Linked DNA regions of Homo sapiens: region 2 is linked to region 1. A link is a loop called in an ENCODE intact Hi-C map of the cell type or tissue named here. Cell type or tissue: gastrocnemius medialis. All regions are shown on one strand. Each heading gives the region's core, and the rest is flanking DNA. Links, peaks and the distances in the headings are about the cores only.

Region 1 (6,688 bases), core at 728-5,727:
GACAAATATATTTATACCAGACAGAGTGAGGCAAAGAATTGAAAGAATTTTTGTGAGTGGAAAATTTTTATAATTCTACCTGAATATGAGAGTAAATTTTAATGCCTCTCTGTTTGCTCTCAAAAATAAGAATAATGCCTAAAATTTATATAGTACTTTATATTTTACTCTTTTCCCATGTACATTTTCACTGTTCCTCAGAACTCTATCAGAAAGGATATTATTATTCCCATTGTACAAATGAAGAAACACTTGAATCCCAGTGTCTCAGTTCATGTTTCTCTATAAGAGAATATAAATAGTATGTATATATAAATGTCAAATCCCATTGTATACCTCTGAATATATACAATTTTTATATGCCAATTGAATATTTTGAAATCTAAAAGGAGAGAAAATAGATTATTATTGCATGCTCAATGCACTTATTTAATATCTCTATCTCCTCCCTCTCCGACACACATGTAAGTTCTGTGTGATTAGGGACCTATTTTGTACACTCCAATTCTAGAAACCAGAACAGCACTGCAACACAATAAGGACTGAATAAACACTTATTGTATGAGAGAAGTTATAAGACTAAGATGGAAGACTACAAAATGCAGCCAGTGAGCAGCTTAGGGTAATGAGTCTCAGGAACCTAGTGTCACTCCTGACATTCTCAAGGGGCTAAGTTCCTCTCCCTACCTCCTCACACCCCAGTTCTGTGAAGCCTGGCCCACATGTGAGCTCCTTAAAAGCAATTTTTTCTTAAAGTCTACTTGGTGCTTAGAATACTGAATGAAACTTTCCATTTGAGAGTTGTCGTAGGAACAAGACAATGCTTATATGCGTGTTCATCTGTTCATTCTAAGGACATTGGAACTTTGTTTGATAACTAAAAGAATGAGTCTCCATAATTAACTTTTCTACAAGCTAGCAAATGTATTTTAAGAATCTGCTATATGAAAGAACATAATATGGCACTTCAAACCCGGTGTGTAAACTAATCAGAAATACTACCTGAACTTTGTTCTTGTACTCTGAAGAGTGTAATTGCAATGGAAATTCATGCCGGGAATATTGCACTGAAGGTCAGGAAATTTACATCTAGGGAGGGGAGAACTGAATGCATTTTCAGGAGAAACTATTTATCTTTGTTGCTATGGGGATTCCTGCATATATCTGCATATCTCAAAGAGGGGAAAACAAGTCATAACAGAAACCTCAGACACCAGTCACCCTCACTTTAAGCACGGAGGGCAGGGTGGAGATTGAGGGAGCATGCGCATGGATATACACACACACACACAAAACCACACACAACACTGTCTACGCACAAGAAGATATATGTATTCCCAATAGCAGATCAACAGATTATATCCAATTTCCAGCATAACTACAATTTCCTGTTCTCCTAATTAAAGCACATCATAATGCAATGAGTGACCTTCTTAGGGATTAAGCCTCAAACCCTTCTAAAATAATATGTATATATATCCTTATACAAATCACTGTTAAACTGCATAAATTAATTTATGGTAATCAGCTTCTTGCAATACACCTCACAACCTACGAAGACATTTCAGGCTGTCTTGATGCCAAAGGACTGAGAACTACTGACTTCAAGAAGCGCTTCTTATACTTAAATGTGAATACAAACTGCCTAGATATGTTGTTAAAATGCAGATTACGATTTTCTAGGTCTGTGTGGGAGCCTAAGAGATGCAGCATTTCTAAATAGCCTGTGTTTTGTTACTACAAGTGTGATGTTGGACCACCAGTATCACCAGGAATCCATTTTACATCCTTGCAGGTGATTCCATTGTGAAGCCACAGTTAAGGATCACTATTCCATAATGACTAAAGCTAAGTCACTATAATTGTCTACTGACCTTTCTCAGCTGCAAGCCCTTTGAAAACCTTCTAAAAGTTTATAATCAGTGGTTGTCAGAATCACCTGGAGAGTTTTGTCAAAACCCTTTTCCACTCTTTTATATTTTGGACTCAGGAGGTGGTAGAGTCTGGGTTTGAGAATTTTGAGATCATCAAATGCTTTAGAAAAAGAACATCATGCTTAGATTCAGAAACTTGGACCCAGCCTCAGGGATTCAAGAAAGGCTGGCCCTGGATAAATCATAAAATAGACTAAATCTTGAAGTTGTCTTTTTGATATTTTTCTCCCCCATATTTTATCTAACTTATATGATTCTACTATTTCTAATAAAGTTTATGACATCAGCCATCTCTATCTAGATATAACTAGGTTTGTCATTTTAGCACTTTTCCTACGGATGCTTGGATTTAAGTCATCTCTGTGAATGAAGGACTCCATCTCCCATTAAAATAGTGCAAGATGTCAGAAAACACATTAAAAATATCTCTTGAGATAAACAAACTCTCCTTTACCCATCTGCAACTCTCCCCCCAACACCCGAACCTAGCCCTTTTCTACCTGAGATTGCCTGGATTTATAGAAAACCATTGAAGCTTTGTCTATTTCCATTTATGTATGTAAAGACAAATCTTAGGTCTTAATAATTAATGCCTGAAATCAACACTATTATCGTTACTTTTAAGATTCCATGAAGAACTAAATATTAGGTTAAGAATGCATTTTGTCTATTCTCGATGTGGTTATTGTTAACTAAGGAATTTCGTTATGCAAACCGTTGCCTTTCCTAGTATATTAATGTAAAATATATGCAACTGTATAGATGAGGGAATTCCTCCTATCTCCTGTGCCTAGTAGCAGGTGCTCTATTAATGGACGACTGGTTTGATAGCTATTTAGTAAAATGCGCGCAGTGCCATCTAGTGGTTCATAGTCATTATTACACAACCTAAATGTCATCTAAAATGATTTAACTAGCACAGCAGTAAGCAACATATTTATACAACTGTCAGACTTTTAAAACAAACTTCTTAATAACTTCTTAATGAATCTCAACTTAGCATTTCTCAGTGTCACTATTTAAATAAACAAAAGGCTTATGTTACTTAAATTTCTCAATAACTAATGTATACTGAATGCTTATTATACAATGCTTATTATAAGCACTATGTGGAGTGCTTTATGTGAAGTATCTCATTTGACCCCCCCAAAACAACAATGTAGTAGAGAAAATAGTATTGTCCTCATTTTACAGGCGAGGAAACTGAAACCTAAGGAAGTTAAGTGACTTGCCCAAGGTCATAGGGACAGTCAGTAGGGGACCCCAGCCACTGCCCCGGTTCCTGCACCTTCTGCACTATGCTTACACCTCCCAAGGTAGTCGCCAATGAAATAAAGTTTCCATGAAACCTTTGTGAAAGATAGCCTCCTCACCAGGTTTCTAATGACCCGATATGGTAAAATCAACTTAAACTCCACTAACTCAAAATTTATGACAACAAAACTAAGTGTCTGCTTTTGTGGCTGCAATGCACTTTGTGATTCTTTTACTTCACCCACATAATACGTCATCAAGATTATGGGTTGATTAATTTATTGAAATTGGGATACTTGGCTAAAATTTAGTTTTGGACTCACAGATCTTATAAATTAGTAGTAGAATAGTATGGCTTTAGATCAGAGTGTATTTAGTTATTTTATCACAAATAGCTCATTTCTTGATCATCTATTATGTAAATACACGTTCTCTTTTAATCTCACTATAACTGCCTCTGGATGGCATTCGTTTCCTCATTTTAAAAAAGGAATAATACAATGTATAAACAAAATATTATTACATTTTATTTTTATTAATAAAATTTGCCCAGTTTTGCAGTTATTTCCAGAGCCAGGAATGAAACCTTAATCTCTGTGGCTGCAAAATCTGAATTCTTTCCACTATGCCACCACTGGAAAATAAGGGGTACAATGTGCGTGACTGCAGTTTTTTCTGCATAGTACCACCTTGTAGACAAAAATACCACCATCCCTTACTGGAACTAAAACAATATGCTCCAACTACTTCCCACTGTGTGCCTGTCCGTCTCCGCTCCTTTCTTCCCTTAAAGTCAGAAATGACATTTTTAAGCTGCATTCCTGATCATGTTGCTGTCCTACTTAAAACCCATGTCTTCATACTCAGCATAAAGAGCCAAATCCTTATTGTAGTTATGGTGCTCCTGCAACCTTATCTTGTTCTGGCCCAATCAAGACCATATCGTAATCCCATTTTATACCTAGCATGCTATATGTCACAGTATGTCACTATTTCTGATCACCCGTTTGTGTGATTGTGTGAGTCATGTCTGTATTCCCACCAGACTGTTAGCTCCCATAGGCAGGAACCACATCTATATTGTTTGTATTGAGTCCTCACAATCTACCATAGTGTTTGCATATAATTATGAAAACTAGTTTTACTTAAATCATTTTTAATTATCTATTCTCACAGTTAGCCAGAATTATTTTATTTTTCATGAAATATTTTTCTTTTACGTTCCTTATATTAGGACCTTCAATATGTAAGCACATAAATGCAGCATATTTATGTTTAATAACTTTCATATAATTTCTAGGTATTTGATTATAATAATAAACAACTATTGTCTCCTACATGACATGCCCTATTCCAAGTGTTTTACAGGCATTATTTTATTCAGCTGTCATAGTAATCATCCGAAAGTAGATGCTATTTTCAGTTCCACTTTTCTAACATGAAGATTCAGAGAAGTTAATTAGACTGACAGTATACCTAGGATTCAAACCAGTGTCTCTGTGATTCTTCATGACTATGCCTTATTGCATTTTAGAAAGCAAATGCATCCTTAGAAAACCCTGTTTCACTGTTGAGTCATTTCTTTGTCATTCTCTCATTTAGTCAAAAGACATTTACCAAGTTCCTATGTGTAAGGATGTGTAAGGCAGTGTGAGGGGCACTAGGGGTGTGAACAGTTATCACAATAGACACAGCCTTGTCCTGTGCCACATGCAACGCAGAATGGGAAACAGACAAACTGTTGGTCTACACAAGAGTGCCCACTACATGCTGTGATGGGGAAGGACAGAGCTCTAAGGTGGTGCATGCAAGGGGTATAAAACCCGGAGACAGGGTTTCTGATCCAGCCCAGAAAGATATCCTTGAGGAAGTAATGTTGACGCCAAGGTATAGTAGATGAGATGTAGATGAGAAGTACACAGGGGCTAGATGAAAAAAGAAAAGAAAGAAAAAAAACTTCAATCCTTGTTTAGATTTCAAATTAATGGGAAGTTATTAAAGGACTTTAAGCAGCATACTATATATATATATATATATTTTTTTTTTTTTTTTTTTTTTGAGACGGAGTCTCGCTCTGTTGCCCAGGTTGGAGTGCAGTGGCGCAATCTTGGCTCACTGCAAGCTCCGCCTCCCGGCTTCACGCCATTCTCCAAGCAGCATACAATTTTAAGCAGCATACAAGTGATATGTCAAATTACGGTTTAGAAATCACACTCTGGCTGCAGTGAGTAGAAAGGGAGTACAGAAAGAATGAAAAAAGAACTGACTCAGCCAAACAGTAAGCGTGATAGCATTGGGTAACGAAATTGGGTGGTGGCAATAAAGGTTCATGGAAATGGTGGGATTACAGTGATGTTTAGGAGATATACAGTCCATAGGACTAGGTCATTGATAGAACCCAGAAAGTAAATCTCCCTGGAGGGAGAATAGGCAGCGGGAGGATGGTGGCATTCACCAAGGAAGGGAATCCCAGAGCCGGCAAGGGGAGAGATGAGTATGGGCTGCTCACCCTGAGGCTGAAGTACCCAAAGAACCCTTACATGGGCATGCCTATGTGGGAACCCTTATGTGGGCCACTCCTGTGGTCACTCCCATGGGCCTGGATAATTCCACCACTGGGAATTCTAAAAGGGTTTCCTATTCCTTACAATGGCTCGTCAAGAGAAATTTAAGCATCCAGATTCCCTCCCTTTGCCAACAGCCATTTAGCTTTCTTGACATATACCCATCTCCCTCCCATGCTCAAGTTCCCAGTCCATGCTCCTCTCCCCAGATGTCTGTTCCACATCATCCACAACCAGGAACTAGGTGAGGATAGGTCACAGGGACCAAGCAGGACGACAGGCTGGATGTCATCAGCACTGCTTTCTTTGCATCCTGCACCCAGACACATCCTGATGACTAGATCCAGAAGATTCACAGATCAAATCTATAGGGAGTAATTAGAGGAATCCCAGCTCTTCCCAACTAGAATTTAAATAAATAAATAAATTTAGTTTATAAATGCCATTTCCCTGGGAGTGTTTTGCTTGCTAGATAGAAGAGTTGGATAAATAACACCAAGAAATACAAATAATTTCCTTGTTGATTAATTCTTGATATACAGAAAAGCTTGCAAATTTGAAATCACTTAAATCTGAATTTTTCCAAAACTAATAAATATTTATTTTAGTTGGTATGTGATTTGTACTCATCTGCTCCAAATCAGAGATATATTGCAATATATTTTTCTTTTGACATGACTCACATTATTTACTTGTTCATCTATAATGCATTGTCTGCTAGGTACCAGGAACTACCACTTTTTACTCTATGCATTTTTCCATTTTAGGAATGCCAGCCCCATTTCATAGATGAAGGAAGTGAGACTCTAAGTCTTAGAGGTCATGCACTTGTCGTAGAAGAGCCAGATTTGCAACCTAGGTCTTTGGACTCCAAGTCCAGTGCTCCTTGAGCACAGGTATCTTCCCTTCATAACATAAAACATTATTTTGAGTAAT
Region 2 (5,000 bases), core at 1-5,000, 130 kb before region 1:
TGACTGGAAGGAGATGATAGCAAATATCTTCCTTTAAAATAGTACTATCCAATAGAAACAGGATGCAAGCCACATATGTAATTATAAATTTTCTAGTAGCCACATTAAAAAAGGAAAAAGAAACAGGTGAAATTAATCTAAATATATTTTACTTAGTCCAATATATCAAAACTATTATCATTTCAACATGTAACTAATATAAAAAGTTATTAATGAGGTCTTTTATTCCTTTTTTGTACTGTATGCTTGAAATCCTGTGTAGATTTTACACTTCCAACACATCTTGATTTGGGCTAGCCGCATTTCAACTGCTCAATAGCCACATGTAGCCAATGACTACTGGACTGTACAGCCCAGGTATAAGGCAGGCACTTCTTTGTACAACAGTATCTCATTTGAAATGCCTAGCTTCTGATATTTCAGCTCTCAGTTTGAACATGTTTTTCCTTACACAAGAAATCCATATATATTTCATTCTAGATTCTAACACGTACACATACACACAGACACACACAGACACACACACACACACACACACACTCATTTAACATCTGGGTTTTAACAACCTATTCTGATCTTCTTCTAAATAAACTTGAAAAATAAAATACTTCCTCTCACCAGCCCTTTCTGAAGGAGCATGTGAGCCTGTTATCTTGCGCATTAACCGGTGACCGTATTTAGTGCTGTCAGAGCTGCTGACTCATTGCCTATGAATGGCCCCGCTGCCAGTGGTGATTGTTTGACAGAATGCCAGTAATGGCTGCCTACGGCTGCTGAAAAGCTGACCTTGTAACAACATCCACATTCTTTTGGTTGCTTTTGCTGACATACTCTCAACTCAAAAACTGTTTTCAAAACAAAAGTATAATGAAGTATTGAGCTTTTAAAAGCAATTGTATTTCAGTTCTTTAAATTATCTGAGTGTACCAAGGAGGGCAGAAGGCAAAGAAATGAGTATACAAGAGAGGGAACCATCCTTGAAAGTTGACATTTGAGCTACAGGCATATAATACTTGGGGACAGTGTTCTAAGACACCATGGGCATCCAAATGAAGCAAAGCTGTGTAAACTGAAAATAAAATTCTAAGCCCCCCAACCATCGGAATGGACCCCTCCTCTCAGCCAAGAGCATTCCAGTTAACCTGGAAAACTAGTTCAGGCCGTGAGAGGAAGTGGGGGGTCAGACATCCTCCCTTTGGAATTCAGGCACAACTGAGCAGCATTAACATTAAAACAGAGATCTTAAGACTTTTTGTAGCAATAGGTCACCAAATTCCAGCCTGATCTAGTATAGCATCACCTGACAGACAGCAGGCCCTGAAAGATATCAAAGTATTTTACTCTAAATTATATTTCTTTGACATATTTTGAAATAGCCCTGCAAAGCTATTGCTTGTGGGGAAAATCTGCATTCTGTAGAGAATCCCCTTCCCTTTCCAGGTCTTTTTCCTGATCCAGGAGAGAATCGACTAAGAGTCTGGCACCTTTTTAAGTCTAATAAGAAACATTTACAATCTAATCTCTCTGAAGCCTGTTACTTGGAGACTTCATCTGCATAATAAGAACCTTGGTCTCCAAAACCCCTTATCTTAGCCCAGACATTCCCTTCTGTTGATTCCAGGTCTTTAGACAATAACTTAAGTCTTCCAACCAATTGCCAATTAGAAATTGTTTGAATCTACCTATGACCTTGAAGCTCCCCACCCCCGCTTTGAGTTGTGCCACCTTTCCTGACCCAACCAGTGTACATCTTACATGTATTGATTGATGTCTTTTGTCTCCCTAAAATGTATAAAACTAAGCTGAAGCCTGACTACTTTGGGCACATGTTCTCAGGAGACAGGGCTGTGTCACTGACCATTGCCCACTCATATTTGGCTCAAAATTTATCTTTTCAAATATTTTTCAGAGTTTGACTCTTTTGTCAACAACTATTATGATATCTATTTTTTATCTTTCTCAGTATCATTTATTAGCTCTGTATTACTAACCTATTTGAAATTCTGTTTATTTGCAAAATGTATTCCATTCTCCACCCTGAAAACATTTTCCCCAAGTGGAGCTTCTAAACAAAGAATATGAGATGCTCTCCATTAATTAATAAGAGCTAAGGTACTATTAAATACTTAAAACAGGGATCAAATTAGCAGTACTTACTAGACACTGCTCTAGCTAGTGGATACGTTGATCATTCACACTATACTCAACTTTGCCCATAAAACTTAGTGTATGCCTTCCAGCTGCAGTATGTATTGATGGCCCTGCCTTCTGTTAGAGTACAAGTTTTTAGATTCTTCTCTTTTCCTGGTGATGAGGTCTGAAACTCTTGAATCTTCTAAATTCCTACTTGGGCTGATATCCCTGCTCCCTCTTTCTGGCTTCTTTTACCCCAGAGTCTAATCTGCACTGGTAGTAAAATTTCCTTTCAGTTCACATCTCACACATAACAGCCAGAGTCTGTTTTGCTAATTTTAATCAGACAAAGGATGAGTTTCGCATAGATGAGTTTTCAATAAACAGGATGAATGAACATTCAGCTAGTTGTTTTGGCATATTTTCACCACTAGAGGGAGATAAAGGCGCCTCTCCATCCACTGTTCCCACCCTCTTTGCCCCAAGATAGGAGAGGTGACAGAGTTAAGTGCAGAGGATAATGGTCAGTGAGATCATGGAGGGAAATTAAGTTATATATTTGGAGAAATCAAAAATGTGGCAGCTTTCAAACCCTGCCAACATGTTTTATGTGGCCTACCCAGTTTGGGGCAACATTTATAAATTGGAAAATTTCACATAAATATCTGGATTTCCACCCTGAGCTTGAAAATAGAAAGATGTGGCCACACTGTATGTCTGCGCCTCTGTGTGGCAGTCAGAGGGAGCTTCTCTCTATAAACAAGGCACAAACTCTTCATTTCAACTCCATCACTATCACTCTCTATTTTTCTAACACCGAGATTAAATGTAAGCTGTTACTTATTATCAAGCTTGCATCATTTTGTTGTTAAGAACCGGTTGTTGTTTTTTTTTTTTTTGTACTCAGGTCAAAGATGGTAAAAAGAATAACATAGCAAGCAAGCCTCTTGTAATTTCAAGGAAAATGAGAGAGAACATATTTCTTGGAGGCAGTAAAAAATATTCATAAGAGTAAAATATGCAGGCACAATGTGACTGGTCTCCTTGACTTACACTTACCTATTTCCATCATTTACATCAGCTAGATGTCCCTATGAGCTTTGCATAACCCTTTGGAAATACCTGCTTCCCAAACATGATATGGCAGGAAGAAGATAAGGGACTGGGCGATCCTGGGACCCAGTCAAATACCTTCTCTCAGTTGTCCCCACTAACTAATGACTGAGAAATGTCTCTCATGACTGATTACCCAAGGATTTACAAAATTGACATGTGAGGGACAAAAATCTCAGTCTCACTTAAAATAGCAGGAAAAACATATCTGCATGTAACTTATACTCACAGAAGAATTGCAGAACTAAAATTTGGATTTAGGTAGGATAAATTCCAACACACAGCTGATATTCTGATTTACTCATATCATTGCTTCTTGATCTGAAAAAGAAATGATAATATAAATATTAGTAATCATAGCTAACATCTGTTGAGTTGACAGTTGTGTCAGGCACTGTGCTAAGTGATCTCCTTTAACCCTGAGGAACAACTGTGTTATTCAACCTCAGAGATTTGTCTCAACAACCTTAATATATGCCCTTCCTTTTAGGACAACGGTTCTCAAAATGAAGACACTTTCATGAGATTCTTGAGGTTAAAACTATTTTAATAACAACTCTATCATATTATTTGCCTTTTTCACTATGGGACAGTCACACAGATGTGCAAAAGTAATGGTAAGTAAAACTGCTGGAATCTATTACTAGGGGTTGAAGGCAGTGGCACCAAGCTCTACTGGTAGTAATATTTCTTCACTCCCATGTACTTCCAGTGAAAAACAAAGCAAGCAACAGCAAAAGCATGTTATTAAGTCTTGGGAGTGTAAATGACGTTATTTTATTTATTTATTTTTACTTTTTATTTTTTTGAGATAGGGTCTCACTCTGTCATCCAAGCTGGAGTTCATTGGCATGATCGTGGCTCACTGCAGCCTTGACCCCGTGGGCTCAAGTGATCCTCCTACCTCAGTCTCCTAAGTTTCTGGGACTACATACAGGTGCATGCCACCACGCCTGGCTAATTTTTTCTTTTTTTGTAGAGACAAGGTCTTGATATGTCTTGCTATGCCCAGACTTGTCTTGAACTCCCAGGCTCAAGCGATTCTCCTGCCTTGGCCTCCCAAAGTGTTGGGATTAGAGGCATGAGCCACCGTGCCTAGCCACATCCTTTTAATAGTGCAAGGAAATGGGAAGTACACATAAAGCACTTTTGAAATATGTTGAGGTGCGGTAGTTGTCTCCAAGTATTATTGTTCAAGGTACAAGTGGTACTAGTCATTTCTTTCATAGAACATTTTTTTTTTGAAAGAACAATGGGCAGACAAACTATGATTATTTCAGCAGGGGTATTTGGCAAATGTTTTTTGAAATTGAATGAAATAAGCTTGTCACCAGAAAAAACAACTGACAGGAATTTCTGACAATGATAAAATTCAAACTTTCAAGTAGAAATTAGAATTTTGAAAAGCCTACATCTGCCACTATAAACTTGACAGCTTCTCAATACCTTTCTTGATGAGACTCGTGGTGACATTAACAAAAGTAATTTTTTGTTATCAAAAATAATACGTAAACATTTGGAAGATCTGCTTTACTAAGTGAGCTAGACTATTTTGTCATAAAATCATATATAGATTTTTTTAAAAACTATACCAAGTATGAGACAAATAATTGAGTTTACTGTAATAGATTATATGAAGTTCATTGATATGTTTCAGATTCCACATTCCATTTTTAAGGAACAATCACTTGTTGAATTTCACTGTTGTATCAAAGAAAACTGTCCATAATAATCTGAAAGGCTATGAAAAGACT

Evidence for each region. A loop is a pair of places that touch in the nucleus more often than their neighbours do. Peaks named below come from ENCODE experiments on the same cell type or tissue, not always from the same donor. Only the 100,000 strongest peaks of a DNase experiment are listed, where the experiment ranks them.
Region 2: it touches region 1 in a loop (9-fold over the local background); 76 of 110 quality-filtered maps call a loop at or near these places.

What each region holds. Positions count from the first base shown.
Region 1 is chr18:34,785,344-34,792,031 of GRCh38, forward strand. All of the region lies in intron 3 of DTNA (dystrobrevin alpha), which reads left to right. Among named protein-coding and RNA genes, the nearest start is that of DTNA-AS1, 21 kb to the left of the region's middle. In gastrocnemius medialis, for the core only: a CTCF peak has its summit at 2,795 (motif pointing left); no DNase peak of the experiment used is centred there; H3K27ac peaks cover 1,161 bases.
Region 2 is chr18:34,659,118-34,664,117 of GRCh38, forward strand. It overlaps a transcript of DTNA not described here. Among named protein-coding and RNA genes, the nearest start is that of DTNA, 49 kb to the right of the region's middle. RefSeq lists enhancers at 276-779, 780-1,283. In gastrocnemius medialis, for the core only: a CTCF peak has its summit at 2,558 (motif pointing right); a DNase peak (open chromatin) is centred at 704; H3K4me3 peaks cover 844 bases; H3K27ac peaks cover 3,796 bases.